3 separate regions of the Homo sapiens genome follow, and regions 1 and 2 are each linked to region 3. Evidence: read pairs that join two places in POLR2A ChIA-PET (ENCODE). Cell type or tissue: OCI-LY7. All regions are shown on one strand.

Region 1 (8,000 bases), 670 kb after region 3:
ATATCCTAGAGGAACATTATTTTCTGTACTAGTGTTAAAGTTGGAGCTAGGAATAGGTGGTGCTTTGCCTTCTTGATGAAAAAGAAGTATAAGACTTCCTTTGCCTCCACATTTATTAACAAACTTGAAGTTTACTGTGCTGCTTTACAAAAAAAATAAAATTCTAATTTGAAGTCAGACACAAGAGAAAATTCTTTCTTTCACTAAAACAAAGGATTAATGCTGACCACTGTTGAGACACCGAACAGTCTCAGTGTCACTGAACATTCAGGAAAGTAAGCCACAGTGAATGGAAGATCCATACTCTGCCTCAGCATACTCAGAGGGAATCCTGAGCAATGCTGGGGGCCTCAGGCACTCTCTAGAAGTTAGTTACCTCCTTAGGGCCAAGGAATGAGACCAGGGATTGTCACGTACCTCCTCAGTAAAGGATGGACTTTCAATTCTTTATACTTCTACTCCCCATTTGTTTTAGTCCATTTTGCGTTGCTATAGCAGAATACCTGAGACTGGGTGATTTATAAAGAAAAGAATTTTATTTAGCTTATGGTTCTCCAGGCTGGGAAGTTCAAGGGCATGATGCTGGTTTCTGGAAAAGGTATTCCTGCTTCATTGTATCATGGCAGAGAAGGTCAAAGGGGAAGCAGACACTTGGAAAGAAAGAAAACCCAAGGGGCATCCTGCCTTTATACCAACCCATTATCAAGGGAACTAATCCATTCCCATGAGAATTAATCCAGTCTCACCAGAAGGAGGACTCACTCACTACCACTAGAATGCACTAGTAGCCATTCATGAGGGATCTACCCCCATGACCCAAACACCTCCCTGTAGGCCCCACTTCCCAATACTACCACAGTGGGGATCAAATTTCAATACAAGTTTCTGTGGGGACAAACTCAAGCTCTATTTATACCATAGTGCCACTGAATTTCAGAGTTTTAAGGAATCCATAGTAAGTGTACTGTCCACCATCCAAGACTTCCCATGTTTCCTTGATAGACACACATAATTTACTGCTTTGTCAAATACTCTGTAAAAACCCAAATTTATGATCAGAATTTCCATTTACAGGTTTAGTGGCTCATTGACAGATGAAAATCCTTCCCAGCACTTCATCAAGGTTATCTACCACCACTTGATTATAGTACAGTAATACCAATAATAGCTGTAATTTATGGAGGTTATTTTACTGCAGATGTTGTGCTTAGTAGTTTACAAGCATTTCATTTAATTCCATAACAACCCCAATGAGGTGTAATAATATTTTTTTAGAGAAGTGAAATCTTAGGTCAGAGAAGTTATATAATTTTTTCAACAAGACACACTTAGTAAGTGGCAGAGCCAGGATTCAAACCACTACATAAGAGACAGCTACTGAGCTGGAATAGACCTTAGAGTTTTCAGTTTCCTTTCACAACCAGAGCCATTAGGAGTTCTCTAAGTACTCTGGACAGGAAACTTTGGTTTCACTCTACGATTTCACGTTTTACTACAATCTCAAGTTTAGCAACATCCTTAAGGCATGGGCTGTGTTAAACTTGTTTTCTATCTTATATGGTACCTATGATGTTGCAGGATTCAAACAGTCAATAAATGTTTGGTTGCTGATTAATGAACCTCTCAAACCAAGGTCTCTCTTCCTACCATACTCCTTCAGAGTGGTATTCTTACACTGTTTCTCTCTCTCCTGGGGGTTCTTCACTCAACATCTAGCTGCAACGACTAATACATTCATGTCAAAACATAAAATAATACACTGATATAGTGTGTAGGAGGACAGCACTTTACAAATGCAGACGAAACCAAGATGGCTGACCCCTGACAATGAGTCCATGCAGTGTGCTGCCGATGACAGTCACACTTACAGTCTCTTTACTCTGTGGAGGTTATGTTTCCTTCTCATTTTTACATTTTTGGTTAACCGTGTTAGGGCTGCAGAAGTATTAACTCATCCTCTGTTCCTCAGTGCCTTTTAGTTTACTAGGAAAATTCAGCCTTACTTTTTCAAGGGCAGTGTGACATGTGGTGAAATTGTTAATCATACTATTTTTAAAAAATCTTTTTACAGGAATAAACAACCTTATTCTCTTCAAAGTTAGAGTCTCAATGTTAGTCTTTCTAGCATAAAAAGAGAAACCTTAACTTTGCTGAAAAATAGCACATAGCATGAACTTGCTAAGAATAGCCAAATAACCCCGTGGAAAGTCCCCTGAGGAGTTCTAAAAAAAAAAAAAAAAGAAAGAAAGAAAGAAAAAAGGGAATTGAGAATTGAGGAACTGAATGCTTGTTTCAGACATACAAACCCCTAAGGGTATTAACAGTCACCAAGCTGATAATAGTTAAGTATCCAGTAGGTCTGATGGTGACTCTATGAATTGTGACTGCCCAGTAATCACTCCTGGATAACTGGTTTCTGCCCAGGTAGAGAACCCCACTTAGTTTTTGGTCTGTTTAGAGGTCACCATAATTCAAGACCCTTCCAGTAGGCAGGTATTTTAGCATTACAGGGTAATTTCCAGGATTTAGGATGATCCTAAAATTGATGAAGAATTGCTGCTAAGGTTGGGATGAATTTAATGAATACAACTTATCAGAGGTTGCTTTATTTTGCTATTTGGAACCTGTAAGACTAAATGGCATTGATTTTGGACAAAATCTTAACTTAAAATTCACGTTTACAGATGGTAATTAGTATTTGAAACGACCACAGAAAAAGACATAATAGGTATTAAATCCCATAATTTTGTAGCCTTCTTTTTTTTTCCGGGAAGGAGCCATGATTATCATAGCTTTCGTTTTATTATGTCATTTGTTTGTAAATTGATTTCTTAAATTTGTTAATCCATTCCTCACCATTTTCAATGAAACTCTGAGGATGGGTACCATCATTTATAGTTTTATTATCTTACTGCGTGCCCATACTCTGACAGAAACTGGGTTAAACATTTTAATTCATTGTGTTATTTAATTCTCATGGATAGTGATGTGGGTCCAATTCTTATCTTCATTTTACATGCACAAACTGAGGCTGAGGCTGCATTTTTCAACACTAAATATTTGTCTGTGCAACAATAACAGACATATACTGCTAGCTGTTTCTAATTCTATAAGAATTTAGGCACATTAGCTTAGGTTGCAAATATTACATTTGGTTTCATTATCTTTAAAATTCTGTCGTTGTCCAAAATGTTCTTGCTTCTTTATCCCAAGACTTTAAAAATTAACAGGTGTTAATATATTTTTCTAGTTCTATTCACTTTTAAAAACATAACTGAACATAAACAGGAATTCTTGAAGAAACAGGATAAACCTATCAGTAGGAATAAAGCAGTCATACATTTTTCTTTATACCTACTTGCTTTCTACCTGTCTAGAAATATTTTATCAAGACAAGTATGCAATGAGGAAGTTGGTTTTAAAAAATGGTAATTGGGAACCTGGTAAAATATATTTCAGTGCAATGCTAATCATGTGTGTCAAGATAAAGGAAATTAAGGTAGCTTAAGTTTTCAGTTCTTTTCAGAAAAATCAATTATAAAGCAGTTACGCTGCTGACACTAAACAATAAATCCCTGGATTTAGTTAATAGAAAAAGCTTCCACTTTTTGAAGGTTTTTTTTTTTTTAATCCAGCAGAAGAAGCTCATAACATTGATTTTTGAGGAAAAAAGCAAGGACTCTTTAAGTCAGGTATTTTTAAATCCAGACATATTCTTGGTCTTAGCCTGTTGGGATCAGAAATCACTGACCATCTAGGGAACATGTCTTTATAAAGCTTCCCACAGTCCGCAGTGCTCTTGGCATTAGTTACCTTGAAGTCTAACTAGGAGTGGCAAACTGGAGGCCAGCTTGCATCTCACTTGGGGTTCTGAATATCCTGAGTCAATTCACGGCTGGATTAAATCTCTCCGAAAATGTATAATTGCTAAATATGTAGTCCTCAATCCTGGCTGCATGTTATCCTCACCTAGGGAGTTTTGTAAAATACAGATGCCTGGAGCCCACCCCCAGAGAATCACACTTAAGAAGGTTGGAGTGGGGCCAGCGATTACTATTTCATTTCAATCTCAATTAACCTTTATATAGTCACCGAGATGTCCCCTGTCTTGTCACTTTCTAGTTTTGGATGATTAGGATCTTGCTGTCATTCTTTCCGTTTTGTTCTCATAAAACCAATGACACAAAGGTTAGCCACTGAGAAAGAAAGTTTTTCAACAAGTACAGTTCTGCTCATCTCTTTTCAAATAAGCAATTAATAATTCATAACAATTAACTGAGTTATGAGTTTCTCTTTCAATATGTTTCCAAACATGAATAGATTAAATGGTAATTGCCATCAAATTTTATGTTCTCTTTCATGTGCCCAATAGAAGTTTATCTTTTGGAGCTCACTTTGTATTTCCTTTTGATATATTCATAACCAAATGCAATATACTATATTAAAATATTTATTATTAACCTATCAAATATTAACCACTTTTAAATTGTAGGGATGAAAGAAAACAAATAGGCTACTTGTTTAAGTTTTCATGGTTTTTCTTATTTTAATATGATTTGGATTCGTAGAATACATAAAAATTGATGGCGTGAGATACTATTTGAGTTCCTGCCCCTTATATAAAATGTTCCAAGGTGTATGTATGCCCTTGACTTCCCAGCCACCATTATTTTATAAACACAAAGTGATAAAAAGCAACAACAAAACTTCTTGGGCTTGAGTCAGTTTATCCTAGTTAAAACCTTCATTTGTTATCCAGTCCTCTGCTTCTCAAACTTCACTGTGCATATGAATCACCTGGAGATCTTATTAAAATGCAGATCAGTAAGTCTGCAGGTGGGTCTATGATTCTGCATTTCCAACAAATTCCCAAGTGATGCTGATCATACCCATTGAGGGATCACACTTTTAAGTTGCAAGGATCTATACAACTTTGTGCAGATTACTTAAGCCTCTCTGGGCCTCAGTCCATTCATCATCTGTTAAATGGGGATAACTGCCAATGGGGTTTATAATTGGCAAGACTATAAATGGCTTGGCATAGTGCCTGGTACATGACAAGCATATAATTAATAGTGTCCATTGTCATTACTACTACATATTAATAAGGAGAGCTGATTTATGACTTAAATGAGTGGCTAAACCAGAACATTGTTAAGGTTCCTGCTCAGATATCAAATTCTATGGTTATAAGTCAGAGATAACTATGATCAGAAAAGCAAGCTAGAAAAGTGGTACTGGAAGTCAATCGTCTCAGATTTTGACAAGAGGAAGGTACTGTTAGACTGGAGACCCCTCTTGAACCGTGGCCCTTGGATGGCAGGAATCCCATTTATCTTCTAGTGCCAAAACTTAGCACAATGTCTGGCACATACTGGGACTTCAATATTTGTTAAATAAATGATTTGTGAATTAATGAATGAAAATATAAGTGAATGTGTGATTGAATAAAAGGTGAATGCTTTGGGCAATGTGATAGCCAGGCCAGTTTGCTAGGAAGGATAATTTAAAAGGTTTAGCAAGGCTCTGTTAAGAAGCTCCTTCTGTCACCTTGGCTAAATTAAATTCAGTAACCAAAGATGAAACGAAGGCATAGTTTTCTGTAGAGTAGAGTATGATCTCATCTCATTTGCTGTATTTGAAAGGACGTATTGAACATAGTTGATTGAACCATGTTTTATTAGATGTTTCTATCAAGTGAAGCACAAACTCCTCCATGCCTAGACCCTGGACAGTCTTTATTAAAATTGTTACTTCAGAAATTTCGAGGCCTGATTTAACTATATGGAATTCATACATCATGTCTGTATGTAGTTTAGCATCCTTGTTGCAAAATCAGCAACTTTAATTTTTCATTTAATTAGAAAGAACAAGGGTGTAATATTTCAGGAAAGACTTACTAGTACGCCCAAATAACTTCCATCTGGTGAACCAGCAACACCATAGAGAATGCAGTGATGGTGGCCTCTGACATTGCATCACTAATAAATTGTCAAGTTATCCTGATAACAAGCTCTTCTGTAAACTCCCTAACTTTGTCTTTTTGCATTCAACATCTGTGGGAACATAGTAGTTGTCCATATTATTGATTTTCATGATAAAGAATATGGGTTAACACATAGGCTAAGTCCATTGGGTCAACAATACTAATTAAAAAGAGGCCTAAATGTATGTCTTAAAAATAAAATCAATATTTCATCATTTTTATAGTGTTTTATCTCTGAGACATATGCCCATTTCCCCAAAAGAGTTGTAGTTTAGAAAAAAATATCTGTAATATGTAATGTTAATCCTATGCTTTTGCAGAATAAGGGAAAGAATATTGTTAAAAATATATCTTAGCAATTGTTTCTGTTTAAAAATGAGCATCCAGCAGTGTCTGGATGATCTTGACTGCTAACCAGTCAAAGATTAAGGCGGAGGCAGAGCAGATGAACTGTGCGTAAGTCTAAATTTCCATGAGCATACAGTATGTGCCTATATTGGAATTTACATCAAGACAATCAATCACTCTGTATTTATGGTATTTATGAAGGCCTTTTCTCCCCTCCTTGTAGCAATGGATAACTGAAGGCTGTAAACAGAAAACTTTGTAAAGATGGGATGAAAAACATATATGCATTTTAACAGTGATGGGTTATAACATTATTCCTGTGGGTAATCCAGAATCTCTTGGGTTCAATGGGCTCAATCACACTGAAAAGAGAGCTGGGCAGAAATGCAGGGGTTCACATTCACAGCACTGTCATGGACTGTGTTCAGAAGAATTGTCTCTGATATTAAAAGGCAATGGTAAAAACCTACATTCTGAACACGTTCTGTATGTATTTTTTCCCTGTGAACATGGTATTATAACCTGATATTATTACTGTAATTGTCTCTAAATAGAGCTTTTTGCTGATATTCAAGATGACGGGTTGTTCCTGCAGAATACAACTGAATGATCCCTTACACCAACATGAGCAATCCTGATCATTTTATGGCCACCCTGACTTCTCTTTCATTAGTTGCTGATTGTACTAAATTGATGCTAAATTGGCTCAGCTGGCTCTTAAAGCCTTTAAACAGACGGCACTGATTATGTCTGTGATCTTGTCCTGGAAATGATATGGTCAAAGCCCTTATGTTTCTGGGAACCCTAACATTTTTCTTAAGAACAGTTGGGGCCTTGTAAATAAGAACCAGTTAGTTCAACTCCCTGTGATACCCATGTCAAGACAGAGGACACATTTTAATGAAATGTATGTTTTTCTTATGTTCTTTCCTGCCTTCTGCTTCACATTCTTTATTTAACTGGTCCTCTGTTTCTTCATCTTGAATTGCTGTTTGAGTTTGGAATAAATCAAACTATGATCTGCAAGCCAAATCCAGCCTGCTTCCTGTTTACAATGGCCTATGAACTAAGAATGGTTTTTACCTTTTTTAAATGATTGAAACAAAATCAAAAGAAGAATATTTCTTGGCACATGAAAATTACATGAAATTCAAATTTCAGCATCCATAAAAAAAGTTTTACCGGAACACAGCTACACTCTTTCATTTAAGCGTTGTCTATGGCAGTACAATAGCAGGGTTGAGTAGCTGTGACAGAGACTGTATGGCCTACAGAGCCTAAAATTGTTGCCATCTGGCCCATTACAGAAAGAATTTGCTGACCCCTGGAATAAATTATCAAAGCTTCTGTCTCCATCTGCAAAGTAAAAGTGACAAAATCCTATAAAATGCCATTTGATTAACAATAAATATTCACTAATAACTGGTGTGCTACTTAACAGGTATTTGAGTTGGTGGAATTATCCTCTTTAAATCTCAGTTTTGTCATCTATAAAATAAGGAAAATAATCTTCTCCTGTGGAATGAGATAATGCATACATGTTCCCGACACATACAAAGGGCTCAGTAAGTAACACTTTTTATTATTTTAAAATAATAATAATTCTTTACTAGAAATAAGTCCATATGTAAACTGATGGGACCATTTGTAAGATTTCAGGATCACA
Region 2 (8,000 bases), 1.1 Mb after region 3:
GCAGCAGACATACAACCTTAAGTAACCTGTTGGGGGACCTGTCACACTACAGTTTCACTCCAGTATTTACCATATACATCAGGGAAATGAGTTTCAAAAATTAAAGGAAACATAGTAGGCCTATGTGATTTGAGGCTGTAATGGAGAGGATGGGTTAGTAGGATTTGGAATTTCTGAAAACATACTCTAATAATGATATAAGAAATGATCTCATCACGGTAAAGAATGAATGTTTTCCAAAGGGATATATTAGTCACCTTAGTGTGCTGGAGCTGATGAACTCAGTATCCTGTTTATATCCATTGGACACATATGGTTCCTGAACTTGCATACCTCACCGAAGAACTTCCTACAGTAAACACCTACAACTCTTCGCTTGAGATGTTTCTTGGGAAGGTGGAGAGTTCTCAGCCTGCAAGGGGGAGCCAAAGATGTTAATATTTCTGAGGAAGACTCTAATGGTTGACAAGAGTTTTTGCATGAAAAGCCAGCTTCCTTGCCCCTCTGAGATGGGCTCTCTGCAGTCTCCGTAAGCTCCTCAGCAGATCTGAGCCCCTGTTGGCCACAGTGGCATCCTAATTTGTAACATGCCTTGCATTGGCTTCCTTCTTTCCTTGTCTCACTCACTTTACTGTGGGCGCTGCCTAGGATAACCTACCATTTATAAACTTGCATTCAAGATTTTCTAGTGGAAACTAATCTAAGACGGGTGGTCTCAGATTGGGTCAGATTTTGAAAGTAGATGGCAAAATAAATTAGGGAAAGCTTAAAGATGAATATGGATAAACCAAAAAACTGTAAACCTGGAATAAACCAATGCCCCTGAAAATTTCTGGAGACAACGCAAATGGCTATCTTAGAAAGTAAAGTATGAATAATAAAGATATGAGGAATGTGCATTAACCAATGTCAAAAACAGAACCAATGTTGCTTCTTCCTCCTCTGTCAAGAACAATTATCCGTACCTTCAATGAAAAGGGTAGAACAAATGTTAATGAAGAGGAACTGAAACCCAAATTTCTTAATTTTCAAACCCAAGTTTGAGAATTATTTTTTTTTTGAAAGAAATCTTCGACTAATGATGGACAAGAGTTTGTGCACAACCGGCTTCCCTGTCCGTCTGAAGTATATATTCTATGCAGGCTCTGAGATCTTTGGCAATCTAAACTATTTACATATCTGAATTCAGACAAATTGCAGGAAACTTGAAGATAATATTACTGAACTTATGTAGGAAATGTTGAAAGAATCATGAAAGATTTGTAAGGATAGATAAGATCTACATTTTCAGTAAGTATCAAGATATTTTATTTATAAACTGTAGTTCCCTCAATAGATCTAGGCAGGATTCTAAAATCAATTATGAAATAATAGTTTGTGAGCATTTGTGAAATAAAGTTGCAATCATTTGGAGCCGGTATGTGTTCTTGGACTATTCCTGGTGGACCTAGACGTGTAAGCAGTAAAAAGTCTCAGAACTCTCCCAATCTAGTGTCAGAAAATTTGGTCACACCAATTATGACCCTGACTTTTCTAGTTACTAAATAGTGAGAATATTATATATTTTAAATCATATACCTGATTTTTAATCTCACAGCAGAATTACAGCACAACTCTTAACTATATGGACATGGCTAACTACCTTTAAGAAAAGCTGGCCGGGCGCAGTGGCTCACACCTGTAATCCCAGCACGTTGGGAGGCCAAGGCGGGCGGATCACGAGGTCAGGAGATTGAGACCATCCTGGCTAACACGATGAAACCCAGTCTCTACGAAAAATGCAGAAAATGAGCTGGGCGTGGTGGCGGGCGCCTGTAGTCCCAGCTACTCCAGAGGCTGAGGCAGAAGAATGGCGTGAACCCAGGGGGCGGAGCTTGCAGTGAGCCGAGACAGCGCCACTGCACTTCAGCCTGGACGACAGAGACTCCGCATGAAAAAAAAAAAAAAGGCTTCATGCAAATTTAAAATGGTGCATGCATTTTGAAATAACTTTATTATATTTCATGTCATATCATTATTTTCCCCATTGATTGCTCAGAGCTTGCTATAGTCTAAAAAACCAAAGGAAATTAACAATAAGAGAGCTATGCCAATTATAAAATAAATAAATCGAAATTATTTTAATTGTATTAAATTATTAACATAAAGACACAAGTATGAGACTTTTCGGTCTTGTAATTGTGGAATGATGATCAATATTTTTCAGTATGACATTAATGTTTGGAATGTCTGGTAGCAGAAATCATAAATAAAAGTATTCAATTCTATTGTTACTTTCGTGTCCTGGTTTTTAACTCATTTAATTTAGACATCTTTGCATTTTCTTTGAACTGTGTGGAAGTTTCCTTTTGCATATTGATGATTAGTATGAGCCCTCTATAAATATTAAAACATTAATCTATTTAAAAAACAACACACTGTTCTCACATCTCCTCAGATATATTCTGAAATAGCTGATCTGATGGTTGAAAACATCAATGATTCTCATAGATACATTCTGTTTTTCCTATGAATTAAATCACAGTTTACTCATCTCTAAATGCCAGCATTTTTTATATTTGATGGTGGTGGTGGTGTGTAGAAGAACACTGGTCCTGGTGCACATGGAAATGGTTAGGTCTATTAGTAAGCTGCTCTAATTTTAAAAAATAAGTAGAGTAAATCAATAATTTAAGTTATGAAGAGTTTAGATTTCTGCTTCTCATCAGCAAATAACTAGGAAGTAGGGCTGTGGCCGCATCAGTACTATACTTTCACTTTAAGTCTCTAGTGGCTGAAAATTATCATCTGATGAATACCTACTAGTGGTTTTTAAAGCTCCATATTGCTCTTTAAGCCTGTCTCGAGACAAAGTATGTGTAGATATTAGAACCTGATTGTAAGCAATTCAACAATTTAACTATCTCAGTCAGTTTTGTAGGATCTTCTTCTGATGTAAAATTGTTGAGCCATCAGAAAGGTCTTACTTTGTCAACACATTTCAGCTAATTAAATGTTTGTGTGCCCAGCAGACATATTAAACACTGTGTGGGTCAGTTGTTTTCTGTTTTACTTTCATAACTTTTGTCAAAGCTCATTCTCAAATCTGCCTTGCAGCAGTTTTCTAACATACACAGAGGACTGCAGGCTATTCAGAAGTGTTAGAAAATGGGGTGTTCGGATTATATGAGGAGTCTATCCAAATGAAATTAACACAACTATCAATTTACAAGTAATACAAAAACATTGAACACAGTTTTCTTTTTTAAGTCAATGTTGCAGTTTTAGAATTTTTACCAAAATTATACAAATTTTAGAACTCAAATTATTAATTTTAATAATCAAACAAATACGATTTGGTATGAGCAAATAATAATCTTTCTCTCCCTTCTTTTGTCACCTTTGCCTTCCCCAGAGAAACCGTTTTTGCTCCTTTTAAATCTCTCTCTCTCTCTGAATGTGTGTGCATGGTATTTATCTTATGTTTCTAAATAACATATTGTTGCCTTTTGATTTTTTTAATTTTAAGCATTATCTACTGACTCCCTGCTATGGAGAGCAAGGTTTTAGCTCTGTCTTCTCTAGTTCCCCACCACCCCCTCTCCCACACACTCAGTATTAGAGTCTGATTGTAAGCAATTCAACAATTTAGCCCTCTCAGTCAGTGTTCTGTAGGATCTTCTTCTGATGTAAAATTGTTGAGCTATCAGGAAGGTCTCACTTTGTCAACACTCACACTCTCCTCCTTTCCCACTTTCTTATTCACTTTCCTTTCTTATTCAACTCAATATTATAATTTTGGCTGGAATAGTTTTCAGCATTTACCTTATTAAGACTGGGGGATTTTTTCCAGAGTCAAGAATTCCAACGCTACTCTGATCCTTGTTTCTTTGTATATGAACTCTTTTTTTTTAAACAAACAAACAAACAAACAAAAAACTCTAGAAGCTTTTGCCGTTGGTGTTTAGACATTTTCTGATGAAGTTCTGTGATATGACTATATTTTATAATTTTTGCTGGCACTCGGTGGGGAAATTTTTCGTTTTTTTCTTCCTGGGAAATTTTTCTCTGTGTTCTCTGTTCTTTTCCTTCAGTTATTTGGAGATTGGATCATCTGGATTGATCCTTTTATTTTCTAATCTTTTTCTTCTATTTCCCATTTATTTCTTTTCCTTCCATTTCTGGCAGATGTACTCAGTGTTAGCTATTAAGTTTTGCATATCTGTTATGGTATTTTTCCATTTCCAAGAGCTCTCCTGTTTCTCTAAAAATGCTTTATAAATAATACCCTATTTTTGTTTCATGGCTGTAGTACATTCTTTTGTCTCTCTGAGGATATTGATGATAGTTTTTTGTTTTGTTTTGTTTTTGAGTTCACGCTGATCTATAGTCCACTTTTCCTCCACATTTCTTTTTCTATTTGATTATTGTGATCTCAATTTATTATGTTAGATAATTTCCTCAGATGTCTGGTACCACTCAGTTGTCTCATATTCAAAGTGGGGAAATAAAACTTACTGGAAGCTGTGAGACCTGGAAGGGAATTATTATCTGTGAGCTTTGCTGTAGGGTAATCTGGCAGGGCTGGTTGATTGGAAAGACTCTGATATCTCTATCTTTGGGCTTTACCTTACGTCAGTTAGATTCTGCAGAGAATGATCCTCTAGTCACCTGTGTGGAGTTGAAGGATGGCTGCTATCATTCTGGGATTAGTTTTCCATTCTTAAATTCTTCAGAGATTCTGAGATGTAAATGGGACTGGTTTTTAGCTTTGCCTGGTTCCCATTTAGAGTTCAGTTATATATCGTTCTTCCACCTGCTTTCCAACTTCCAGACCTTATTGCTCCCATCTTTTCTACTGTACTCCTCATTACTGTGAGATAATGACCCTCAAAAGTATACTTACGATAGTTTTGGTGGGACTTCTGGAGGGAGAAAAAGTAAATGGGTGTATGCGATTTGATGTTTTCATCCTGGATCTTAATCTTTCTGAAATATTAGTAGTTATTTGGAGACTGAAAGGGGAAATCCTGTGATATCCCATATGCAGGCTATGTCCACGCTTCCTGGGAAAGATTCTCCTAAATTCATCCAGTCAGAGAGGTATTTGTCAAAATTAAAATATATTGAAACATATTCAAACAGCAAAAGTAGCCTTGTGATGGTAATGGTTGAAATTGGATAATGTCCACTTGTGAGTTCATCATACATACCCTCTATCACTGTATGTATTTGAAATTTCCCATAACACAAATTTTTCTAAAAGAGCTATTCTATAGTCCTCATAAAGGTGTTTTTTTTAAATCCAAGACTCAAGTTGTTTTTACTTAAAAACTTACATAGCATTCTGTCACATATGTTGCATATTCAAAATAATTTTAATTATATGTCTCTAGAAAAGTTACGGACTTCTGTCAAAACACTGCAAGTATTTTACATCAAGAAACAAATTAACTTCCTAATAATCTAGAGTCCTGCTATTATTGGCTTACTTAGCCACTAAATTGATCACCAGTCCACTTTTAAAATTCTTTTCTTCCTCTTCTGCTTGTAACTCTACCTTAAGGTGGTCTTCTAATCATAGCCCAGTGTACCTTTCCCTGTATGTCAGCTGACAAATGAAAAGGATTTTATTGTACCTTAATAAAATAAATTCAAAGTCACTAAATATGTTTGTCCATGACAATTTGTCTAAGAAAAGTATATCTCCACAAGAAATAAAAATTATTTAATCTTATGTAAAATATGAATTTTTGAAATATGAAATATGCATGTGCGTGGTTTTTTTTTTTTTTGAGACAGAATCTTGCTCTTGCTGCCTAGGCTGGAGTGCAATGGCGCAATCTCGGCTCACTGCAACCTCCGCCTCCCGGGTTCAAGCGATTCTCCTGCCTCAGCCTCCTGAGTAGCTGGGATTACAGGCATGTGCCACCACACCCGGCTAATTTTGTATTTTTATTAGAGACAGGGTTTCCCCATGTTTGTCAGGGTGGTCTCGAACTCCCGACCTCAAGTGATCTGCCCGCTTCGGCCTCCCAAAGTGCTGGGATTACAGGCATAAGCCACCTAGCCCGGCTGAAATGTGTTTTTAAATGCAGTAGTGCCTTAGAGTAGTGCAAAAATTTAGTTAAAATATTCTGTAACAATACTTCCAAAGACAACTCTTTAGACAATAATGCACCTGACCAAATGTATAAAATTAAGTCATGGAGATGAGGAAATTTTGGTTATTTATAGCATTTACTTAAGAACTCATATTAGAAGCAATCAGTAATTTTAAGAGAAATGTCAAATCTTTGAAAATGCTCTTACTAATCACATGAAGTCAACATTTCTTTTTTATCTTTCCTTTTTTTTTTTTTTTTGAGACAGAGTCTCGCTCCGTTGCCCAGGCTGGAGTGCAGTGGCGCAATCTTGGCTCACTGCAAGCTCACACCATTCTCCTGCCTCAGCCTCTGGAGTAGCTGGGACTACAGGCGCCCGCCACCACGCCTGGCTAATTTTTTTGTATTTTTAGTAGAGACGGGGTTTCACCATGTTAGCCAGGATGGTCTCGATCTCCTGACCTCGTGATCCGTCTGCCTCGGCCTCCCAAAGTGCTGGGATTACAGGCGTGAGCCACTGCGCCTGGCCTATTTATTTATTTATTTTTGAGACGGAGTGTAGATCTTGTTGCCCAGGCTGGAGGGCAAGGGTAGGATTTTGGCTCACTGCAACCTCTGCCTCCGGGGTTCAAGCAATTCTCCTGCCTCAGCCTCCCGAGTAGCTGGGATTACAGGCAGGCGCCACCACACCAGGCTAATTTTGTATTTTTAGTAGAGACGGGGTTTCTCCATGTTGGTCAGTCTGGTTTCCAACTCCCAACATCAGGTCATCCACCGCCTTGGCCTCCCAAAGCGCTGGGATTACAGGCTTGAGCCACTGCGACCTGCCAACAGTTCTTAATAAACATTCAGTTCCCACTGGCTGCACTCAGACCTTTATATTACCATCTATTGTTTTGTCTCTTGAATTCATTTTGATTTAACTGATCAAAACCCAAGTTACCTATAAAATGACATTTCTTCAATATGAGAAGTCTGAGAATATTGATGTTTCTATTTGAGAAAAAAATGTTTTCCTGAATGAAAGAATGGGGGCCTGTTTGGTATATGGGAAATCAAAGGATCCTAAGATTGGAAAAAACTTTTGGAAATCATCTTCTTGAATGGTTCTCAGCCAGGACTGTTTATAGCCCCTAAAAAGGAGTGTTTGGAAATGTATTTGGGAATTTTCATTATTATATGACTGAATGGGAGGGGTCTTACTGGTATTTAGTAGGGGGGGCAGGGATGATAAATAGCCTACAATGTTTAGGATGGTTTGAGATAATCAGGAATCGTCTTTCCCAACTCCTGATCAGTTCAGTCAGCATCTGATTCATGAATCCTTTAGACATTGTGGTTTTATTGTAAGAATGATGAGTAGCAAATTCACTTTTAGGATTACAACAATGCAATTCTGCGAAGTTGAGCAGCAGTTGTAACAGTGAAAAACAGCACAAATTCGTTGGAATTGGAAGGTCACAGAATAGAATCTGCCATCTTTCTACTTGACAATGAAAGTTTCCAGCGTGATCTGAACCACACTTGTCTAGGTCTAAATGTAAATTTATTCAAATATGTTAATATAATATTTTTTTTCCCAAATGAAATTTCCTTCTCTCTTGATTAAAAAAAAAAAAAAGCAAAAATACCTACCTTTTGTAAATAATCCAGAATATAGGAAAGAACAAAGAAGGAACAACAATCACTCTCAGTTTCATTATCCTGAAAAAGCATTATTAATGTTCAGGACAGAGTTTCTAAACAGTAGTATTATTGAAGCTTTAGATAGGATAATCCTTTGGTGGGGAGTCCCCCTGCTCTGCCCTTACAGGATGCTTATCAGCATTTCTGGCCACTACTCACTAGATGCCAGTACCATCCATACAGTTTTGACAATGAAAAATTTCTCTAGAGATTGCCAAATATTCCATGAGG
Region 3 (8,000 bases):
ACAGGATTACATACTTCCATCCTTTGTGTCTGCAGCACTTGTGGCCTGGAAGATTTAAATAGAAATGCTTGCGAAAGATGATGAGTCAGATGTGGGGCTGGGCCATTCTAGGGCATATTGAAGCACGTGATCACTGGCTGGTGGATGCCATTTTCCAGGGTTCTGTGGAGAGCAGAAGGCTAGCAGTTGCCTTTCCCTACCTCTAGCTTCTTCCTAATCTTGCCCATCAGATCACCCTGCAGGATCTGGCAACGCCACCAACCGTTCACACCCTCAGGCCTGGCAGCACAGGAATTGGCTGGCTTGTTATAATATCAGCCTTATGAACCCACCCATTGCACAGCTCTCTCCTGAACTCTGTATTTCAGAGGCTCAACCAGTTGCGCCAGCTGGAAGCCTGACAACCATCTTCAGTCCTCTTTTTCTTTCTTCCCCCATGTACCATGCATCATCAATGACTGTGGATTTTGCCTCCTCCACAGCCTGTCTTCTGTAACCCCTTGCTCTTGCTGTGTTCATGAGCTGACTCCTCCTCTTTCAGCCTACTCCCTTCATATCCACACACTGCTGCCAGGGTGAAGTTCTGCACCCTGGCATTCAAAGTTCCTCCTGTTTTTGGCCTCAGATGCTTCTGGAGTCTGGTCTGTCATCCCTTTTACTTTCACATCTATTAATAGATCCCCACAAATGTGGTGGCTCCATTTTTGCCTGAACTGTCCTTGGTACATGGCTTTTCCTGCTGCCAGAACTTCATGGTTAATGTCAGCTTCCCTTTGAAGCCTTCCTAGTCCAGTTTCTCCAACCAGCTGAAGAAGGAATTGCTAGTTTCTTTGTTCTACTCCTCTTGTTGCACAGATTAGAGGTTCTACATCATATTTAGAGGTTTAGTTTAATCTATCATCACAATTAGACTCTGAGCTTTTTAAAGGCAGGGGACTAGGTCCTACACATCTTTGTATCTTAACGTCTAGTATATAATAGGCACTCAATACATACATAGTAAATGGAGCTGAGTTTTGTCTTATTCTTTCCCTCATCAGCTATCTAACTTTTTCATTTCTATTTTGAAAAATATGTTAATTAGAATAGAGAGATTTTTACACATATTTTAATAATACTAATACTAATATTACTACTAATAATAATTACTTTTGTGTATTATGTGCTTCCAAAATGCCAGGCACCATTCTAAGAATTTCACATACATTATGTCTTTTATTCCTCACAACAGCCAGGTGAATGAGGCATGATTGCCCTTATGTTATCTACCTGAAGAAACTTAACCTCAGAGATGATGCAATTGGTCTAAAGTCCCACAGCAAATAGACACTGGAACAGGCCTGCAGACCTGGGCCCACCAGGAGCGTGCAGCCTTAGTTGTCTTGCATGGGACTCTTATTAATTGAACTTACCATTTCTTGAATGTACTTTAGCAACAAAATATTCATCAATTGTTTTAAAGAAGTTTTAAAAATTGCACAAAACCACAATGAGATACCATCTCACACCAGTCAGAATGGTGATTATTAAAAAGTCAGGAAACAACAGATGCTGGTGAGGCTGTGGAGAAACAGGAACACTTTTACACTCTTGGTAGGAATGTAAATTAGTTCAACTATTGTGGAAGACAGCGTGGCGATTCCTCAAAGATCTAGAACCAGAAATACCATTTGACCCAGCAATCCCATTACTGGGTATATACCCAAAGGATTATAAATAATTCTACTCTAAAGACAAATGGACATGTATGTTTATTGCAGCACTATTTACAGTAGCAAAGACTTGGAACCAACCCAAATGCCCATCAATGATAGACTAGATAAAGAAAATGTGGCACATATACACCATCGAATACTATGCAGCCATAAAAAAGAATAGGTTCATGTCCTTTGCATGGACATGGATGAAGCTGGAAACCATCATTCTCAGCAAACTAACACAGGAATAGAAAACCAAACACCACATGTTCTCACTCATAAGTGGGAGTTGAACAATGAGAACACATGGACACAGAGAGGGGAACATCACACACCAGGGCCTGTCAGGGGATGGGGGACAAGGGGAGGGAGAGCATTAGGACAAATACCTAATGCATGTGGGGCTTAAAACCTAGATGATGGGTTGATAGGTGCAGCAAACCACCATGGCACATGTATACCTATATAACAAATCTGCGTGTTCTGCACATGTATCCCACAACTTAAAGTAAAATAAAAAAAAATTGCACACTGTGTGAATACTTTCTCTTATTTAAAAGAAAAACATCACAGAGAGTTCTTTGACCACTGTAAGGGATAGAAAAAAGACAGTGTTTTTCCTACTCTCACAACACATCCTACTCAACACAGCGCATCCTGCTTCACTTCTCACTCCGGATGTGCGTGAAGTTTCCCCACACACCAAGCAGTTCTCCACTGGACTCCAAGGGGGTGTTCTGTCATTCAATTTAATTCTGACACTGTCTACCTGTAGTCAGAGTCAGATCCCACAGGTGAAGGGCTCAGTCCTATGAGACTACCTGCCATTTGAAAATGCCAACTGCAATTCCTAGCCTCTAGAACATCTGACTGACTGGCTATAAATTGGGGGTTTCCACAACCCCCTCTTCAGGTTTGTTCACTTGCTAGTGTGGCTCATGGAACTCAGGGAAACACTTATGTTTACCAGATGTTATATTAATAAACATATGATAAAGCATACAGATGAGCAGCCAGTTGGAAGAGAAACACGGGGCATGGTATGTGGGAAGGGTATGGCGCTTCCATGCCCTTTTAGGGAGTGCCACCTTCCAGGCACCTCTGTGAGGTCAGCAACCTGGAAGATCTCCAAACCCTGCCCTTTTGGGTCTTTGTGGAAGTTTTGTTACATAGGTTTGATTGATTAAATCACTGGCCATTGATGATGAACTCAACCTTTAGCTCCGCTGCCCTCCACAGAGGGGAATGTTCTAATTCTCTAACCACAAGGTATACTTGTCACTGAATTGTGTACTAATACAATTGTGTACTAATACTAACAGGGAAGGAACAAGCTATTTCAGCAAAGAGACCCCCAAATATAGCTGATTAAACAAAGTAGTTTATGTTCTCTCATGGAATAGTCCCAATGTGAGCAGTTGAAGAGGAACATTGGCTCCATTCACATGGCCATAGATCATGTTTTAGTCATGTCTGCAGGGTTGAAGCTAGGTGGAAGGTAGTTCCAAATTCTATCCTAAGTAAAGAGGAATGCATAGAGGAGCTCATGTTGGTGGTGTTCTAAGAAGCAGACCCCAAAAAGGTACACAGCGCTTTTCCTGATATGCTATTGGGGGGACATGGACATTTCATATCTTAATAGACGCTGTCAAACAACTTTCCATACTGGGTAACTCTACTTGTTAACACCGTTGCCAGCAGAATATGAGAATCTTCTATGTTCTCTTTATCACTTGATAGTAATGGATTTATTTTTTTGCTACCAGTTGAAAAGATGAAAAATGATACTCATTTTTCTGTTGAGACTTTTTCTTATTGATTTGTAAGTCTCTCTTTCTATTAGAGTCTGATCTTTTATCTGGGATATATATGCCAAACAACTTCTCTCAGTCTTTAACTTGTTTATTAACTGTTATGATTGGGTTTCTTAACCTTGGCACTACTGACTTTGGGGCTGAATAATTCTTTCACTGGGTGGGGTGGGGTCTGCCCTGTGTGTTGTAGGATTTTTGGAAGCATACTTGGCCTCTATCTATTAGATGCCAGTCAGACCCTGCCTCCCCTTCTGAGTTTGGCAACCCGAATGTCTCCAGGTATTGTCAAATATCCTCTGAGGTACAAAATTGCCCCAGCTGAGAACAACTGACTTACACAAAGTGTAATTCTTAGAGCAATCAAATTGATAAGGTGTTTCCTTAAGATTTTGCTTTTTGTGTCTTGTTTAGGAAAGTCTTTCCTACCCACGAATAAGGTATCTTATTTTTTCTAGTATTTTAATTGTTCATTTTTCTTTAAAAAAAAATAGGTCTTTAATGCCCCAGAATTTATTTTTGTATAAAGTAGGAGGTGGGGATCTGTAGCAAACTCAGTTTATGCACCACCCCAGATATGTCTGGGTCTGCCAACTGCCCTGGATCCTGGCCACCTGCCTTGTTTCCTGACCAGAGCAACCCTGGCAATGGTTCATTCATAGTCGTAAAGTTATGGCCCCCAATGCCACAGACCGAAGAGCCCCCTGTGCAGCATTGACTGACAAGCAGAGTTTGCCACACAGGCCACATGGGACCTGTGAAGCCTCTAACTTCCTCAGCAGCTCTCCAAGGGGTCAGGAAACATAACCAGGAAGTGCCAGGGAGTTAAAGCCTCAGCAGGTGGGCTTCTGCTAATGATAGCAAGGAGGGGAAGGGAAAAGCCAGCATTTAGATTGCTTCCTTTTCCCATGGTGTTCCAAGATGCAGTGGTTTCCTATGGCCTTCCCGAAGACATGCTGTGAGAGCAAGCAATGAGCTGTGTTGGTGGCAAAGCTGTGGCCAGCTCAGTAATTTGTTCTTCCTCCTTGCCGCAATGAAGTGTTAGCCCATAGGCTCTTCCTTGGGCCTGTTCTAAAGTCAAACTCTCACTTTAACATTTATCCCACATGGATAACTAGTTTTCCCCAAATTTTTTTATTGAATTGACCATGTTTTTTTCACCCTGGGGATGATTTTGGCTGCAAGTAAAAAAAAAAAAAAAAGAAAAAAGAAAAAAAGAAAAGAAAAGAAAAAGAAAATTGCAAATGAAAGTAACTGGGTAAAGAGTAGGGTGAGGTGAATGAGGGACCAGCCTTGGAAGAAAAATTTAGGAGGGACACCAACAAACTTAACAAGAAAGGTAAGTATTATTTTGATATAATATTCTTTTTAAATAAAAATCATTGCAAGAAACCCATGATGAACAAAATATTAAAATTTTAAATGAAGACAGAATTCAATCCTGCCCTTGCACAATCCTGCCTCACTTGCCTCACCCTAATCCTGGTCCTGCCAAGCAGCTTAGTCAATAAGGAATTACTGTATTCCATAAAAAGAAATCCACAGGAAGAAAAATACAGGCCCCAGGCATGTTGCTATCCTGAGCTTGATGATACCATGAAGAGACAGATGCTTTTCATCTTCTGTTCCATCATCCTCGGTATCAGCTTCAGCCCCAGGCTGGCTCCCAGTGGGATTGCAGCTCGCTGCATCGGTCCCAGGAATTACATCCAGAGGAGATCACATCCAGAGCCTAAAGGGGGACACATCTACTGGTGCTTTATTTCATGGCATTGTGGAAAGGCTTGTGTGATATGACACCTGGACGTTCAGTACTGTAATGAATTAAGATTTCTTAAACTCCTGCTCTGTTTTAAGTCACTCCACATATTTTCATTTTTAATCCTGGAAGTTCTGTAAAGTGTACACTACTCTATTTTAAATATAAAAAAACAGAGGCTTTAAATCATTATGGACTTTATTTAAGAACCAACTGCTGACCGGGTGCGGTGGCTCATGCCTGTAATCCCAGCACTTTGGGAGGCCAAGGCAGGCAGATCGCAAGATCAAGAGATGGAGACCATCCTGGCCAACATGGTGAAACCCCATCTCTGCTAAAAATACAAAAATTAGCTGGGCCTGGTGGTGCATGCCTGTAGTCCCAGCTACTCCAGAGGCTGAGGCAGGAGAATCACTTGAACCTTGGAGGCGGAGGTTGCAGTGAGCCAAGATCCCACCACCGCACTCTGGCCTGGCGACAGAGCAAGACTCCATCTCAAAAAAAAAAAAAAAAAAAAAAAAAAGAACCAACTGCTAACAAGTGACTGAGCAGCTATTCAAGTCCAGATTTTGCAGAATTTCAAATTTCATGCTCCTTCTACTATGCCACTGTGTAGATACTCGTTAAAAATTATTATCAGCCGCTTTTCCAACTCCCTTGGTGTGTGTGGTCCATGGAGGACCAGGCTGGGGCTAAAGGTGGTTTTTCCTGGTTGTGTCTGACTCCAGCTTGACTGGGATCCTTGGTCAGGTGCACCCCATAGGTCATTATTCAATCTCAGGAGAACAGAGGTATAGGGTTGGTCCTGGGCTCAGAAGGCAGCAGAATGGATTCAAGGAACTCATCTGATCCAATTGCCGTGTCAATCAGAGGAAGGAGAAAAAATAAACTGAAAAGGACAAAGAGGTGCCCTGTAGCTTTCTGGAGTTCCTGTTCTCAGGCAGGATTCTACCCTGGCCCAGGTGTTCCAGTGTGACAGATGTCCTTGCCCTCAAGTTGGGACACATGAGGAGACCAGGCTTGGGGAGTTCTAAGGCCATGGTTAGTTTAGGGCAGTGCAATGAGAGTTAAAAGATAAAGACTAAGGTGGACATACAGGAAGTTCTGTTTCTTTCTTTTGAAGAGAAGTTACCTAGAAACCACACAGATGGTCCTATCTCCTACCATTTCAAGGGAGAAACAAATACTATGCCTTAAAGGCTATGGCAAAGGCTCTCCTGCCCCCATTTACTCACGTGGTGAAATTCTACTAAGTTATGGTTTGGACAAAAAGAGGGGAACCTTTGTATGTGTTGATTCACTAAGATGTCTCCTTCCTAATATCTAGTTTGGCGTCCCTGAGGGAGACTGAGTTTTGGGAATGTGAGTAATCATGGGGAAAATGACCTAATTTTGTGATTTTTGAGACACTTCAGGGGAGGCAGGTCTGGGTGGGTTCTGGGACACCAGAGAACATGAGGTACAAGGGCACTGGGAATTCATGTGGGGAAATAGGGTGCCGGAAGGAAAGGGGAGAATGAGAGAGAGGAGCGGGAGAAAGAGGCTGAGTAATGACTGCTGTAAAAAGTGTGTAGGACCTGCCTGCTCCCCGACCCTCAGCAACCTTTTGACGAGTCCCATTTCCAGACAAGCTCAAGCTGTTATTTGACCTTCAGGATGTGCCTGGTTTCTCACTGGTTCCAGTGAGAGGCTCCATTGCTATTCACTCAGAACCTGGGGAAACTTCCCAAGCTGCCTGGGCAGAGGCCTAGCAACTTTTTAGTGCTCTGTGTATACGTGTGTGCCCAAGCACCCTCATGGATGCCTTTCCGACTTTGATGGTGCCATGGAGGCCATCATCCTCCCCATCCCCTGATGGAGCAGGCTGGAGGGCCAGGTCTGGAGGACTCTCTCTTGGTCCCATGTCACACTGAGTTGGCTGGCTCTTCGGAGGCTGAGCATCATAACCTTTGTTTGGGGCTCACTAGATTCCCGGTTGACTGACTGCTGTTCCAAATGAGCCTGGGCCTTTCCAGGATAAAGTGATGTGTCTTTACCCATTAGGCCAAAAGGAGAGGCTGGCCACAGCTGAGGGATATTGTAGTCTCTGAAAGGACATACTGTTAACTTTTGTTAGGGGAACCTCCATTTCACAGCCTCATGTTTCCCAGTGGGAAGACTTTACCTCAGTTAGCACTTCTGGCCTTGTTCTTAATCCATCCCTTAGCTCATTTCTCCCCAAGTGTGGAGGGTGGGAGGTGGCAACTTGATTTACTTGGGGAGGAGCTGAGCCTGTGTGACTCAGCCATCACCCTACTCTTTTTTTTTTTTTTTTTTTTTTGAGACAGAGTCTCACCCTCTTGCCCAGGCTGGAGTTCAGTGGCGCGATCTTGGCTCACTGCAACCTCCGACTCCCTGGTTCAAGTGATTCTCCTGCCTCAGCATCCTGAGTAGTTGGGATTACAGGCATGCACCACCATGCCAAGCTAATGTTTGCATTTTTAGTAGTGATGGGGTTTCACCATGTTGGCCAGGATGGTCTGGATCTCCTGACCTCATGATCTGCCCTCCTCGGCCTCCCAAAGTGCTGGGACTGCAGGTGTGTGCCACTGCACCTGGCTACTTTTTTTGTATTTTTAGTAGAGACAGGGTTTCACCATGTTAGCCAGGGTGGTGTCGAACTCCTGACCTCAGGCAATCCACCAGCCTCGGCCTCCCAAAGTGCTGGGATTACAGGTGTGAGCCACCACACCC

The links. ChIA-PET counts read pairs that join two places held together with the same protein. Peaks named below come from ENCODE experiments on the same cell type or tissue, not always from the same donor. Only the 100,000 strongest peaks of a DNase experiment are listed, where the experiment ranks them.
Region 1: POLR2A ChIA-PET joins it to region 3 with 9 read pairs; 1 of 35 experiments calls an interaction of 5 or more read pairs at or near these places.
Region 2: POLR2A ChIA-PET joins it to region 3 with 7 read pairs; 1 of 35 experiments calls an interaction of 5 or more read pairs at or near these places.

The regions. Positions count from the first base shown.
Region 1 is chr1:107,445,349-107,453,348 of GRCh38, reverse strand. All of the region lies in intron 7 of NTNG1 (netrin G1), which reads right to left. Among named protein-coding and RNA genes, the nearest start is that of NTNG1, 310 kb to the right of the region's middle. RefSeq lists enhancers at 1,638-1,697, 2,058-2,317. In OCI-LY7, no CTCF peak of the experiment used is centred here; DNase peaks (open chromatin) are centred at 1,428 and 2,238; H3K4me3 peaks cover 1,156 bases; H3K27ac peaks cover 1,157 bases.
Region 2 is chr1:107,011,631-107,019,630 of GRCh38, reverse strand. No RefSeq gene overlaps it. Among named protein-coding and RNA genes, the nearest start is that of PRMT6, 41 kb to the left of the region's middle. In OCI-LY7, no CTCF peak of the experiment used is centred here; no DNase peak of the experiment used is centred here; H3K4me3 peaks cover 539 bases.
Region 3 is chr1:108,110,735-108,118,734 of GRCh38, reverse strand. No RefSeq gene overlaps it. Among named protein-coding and RNA genes, the nearest start is that of LINC02785, 50 kb to the right of the region's middle. In OCI-LY7, no CTCF peak of the experiment used is centred here; a DNase peak (open chromatin) is centred at 4,274.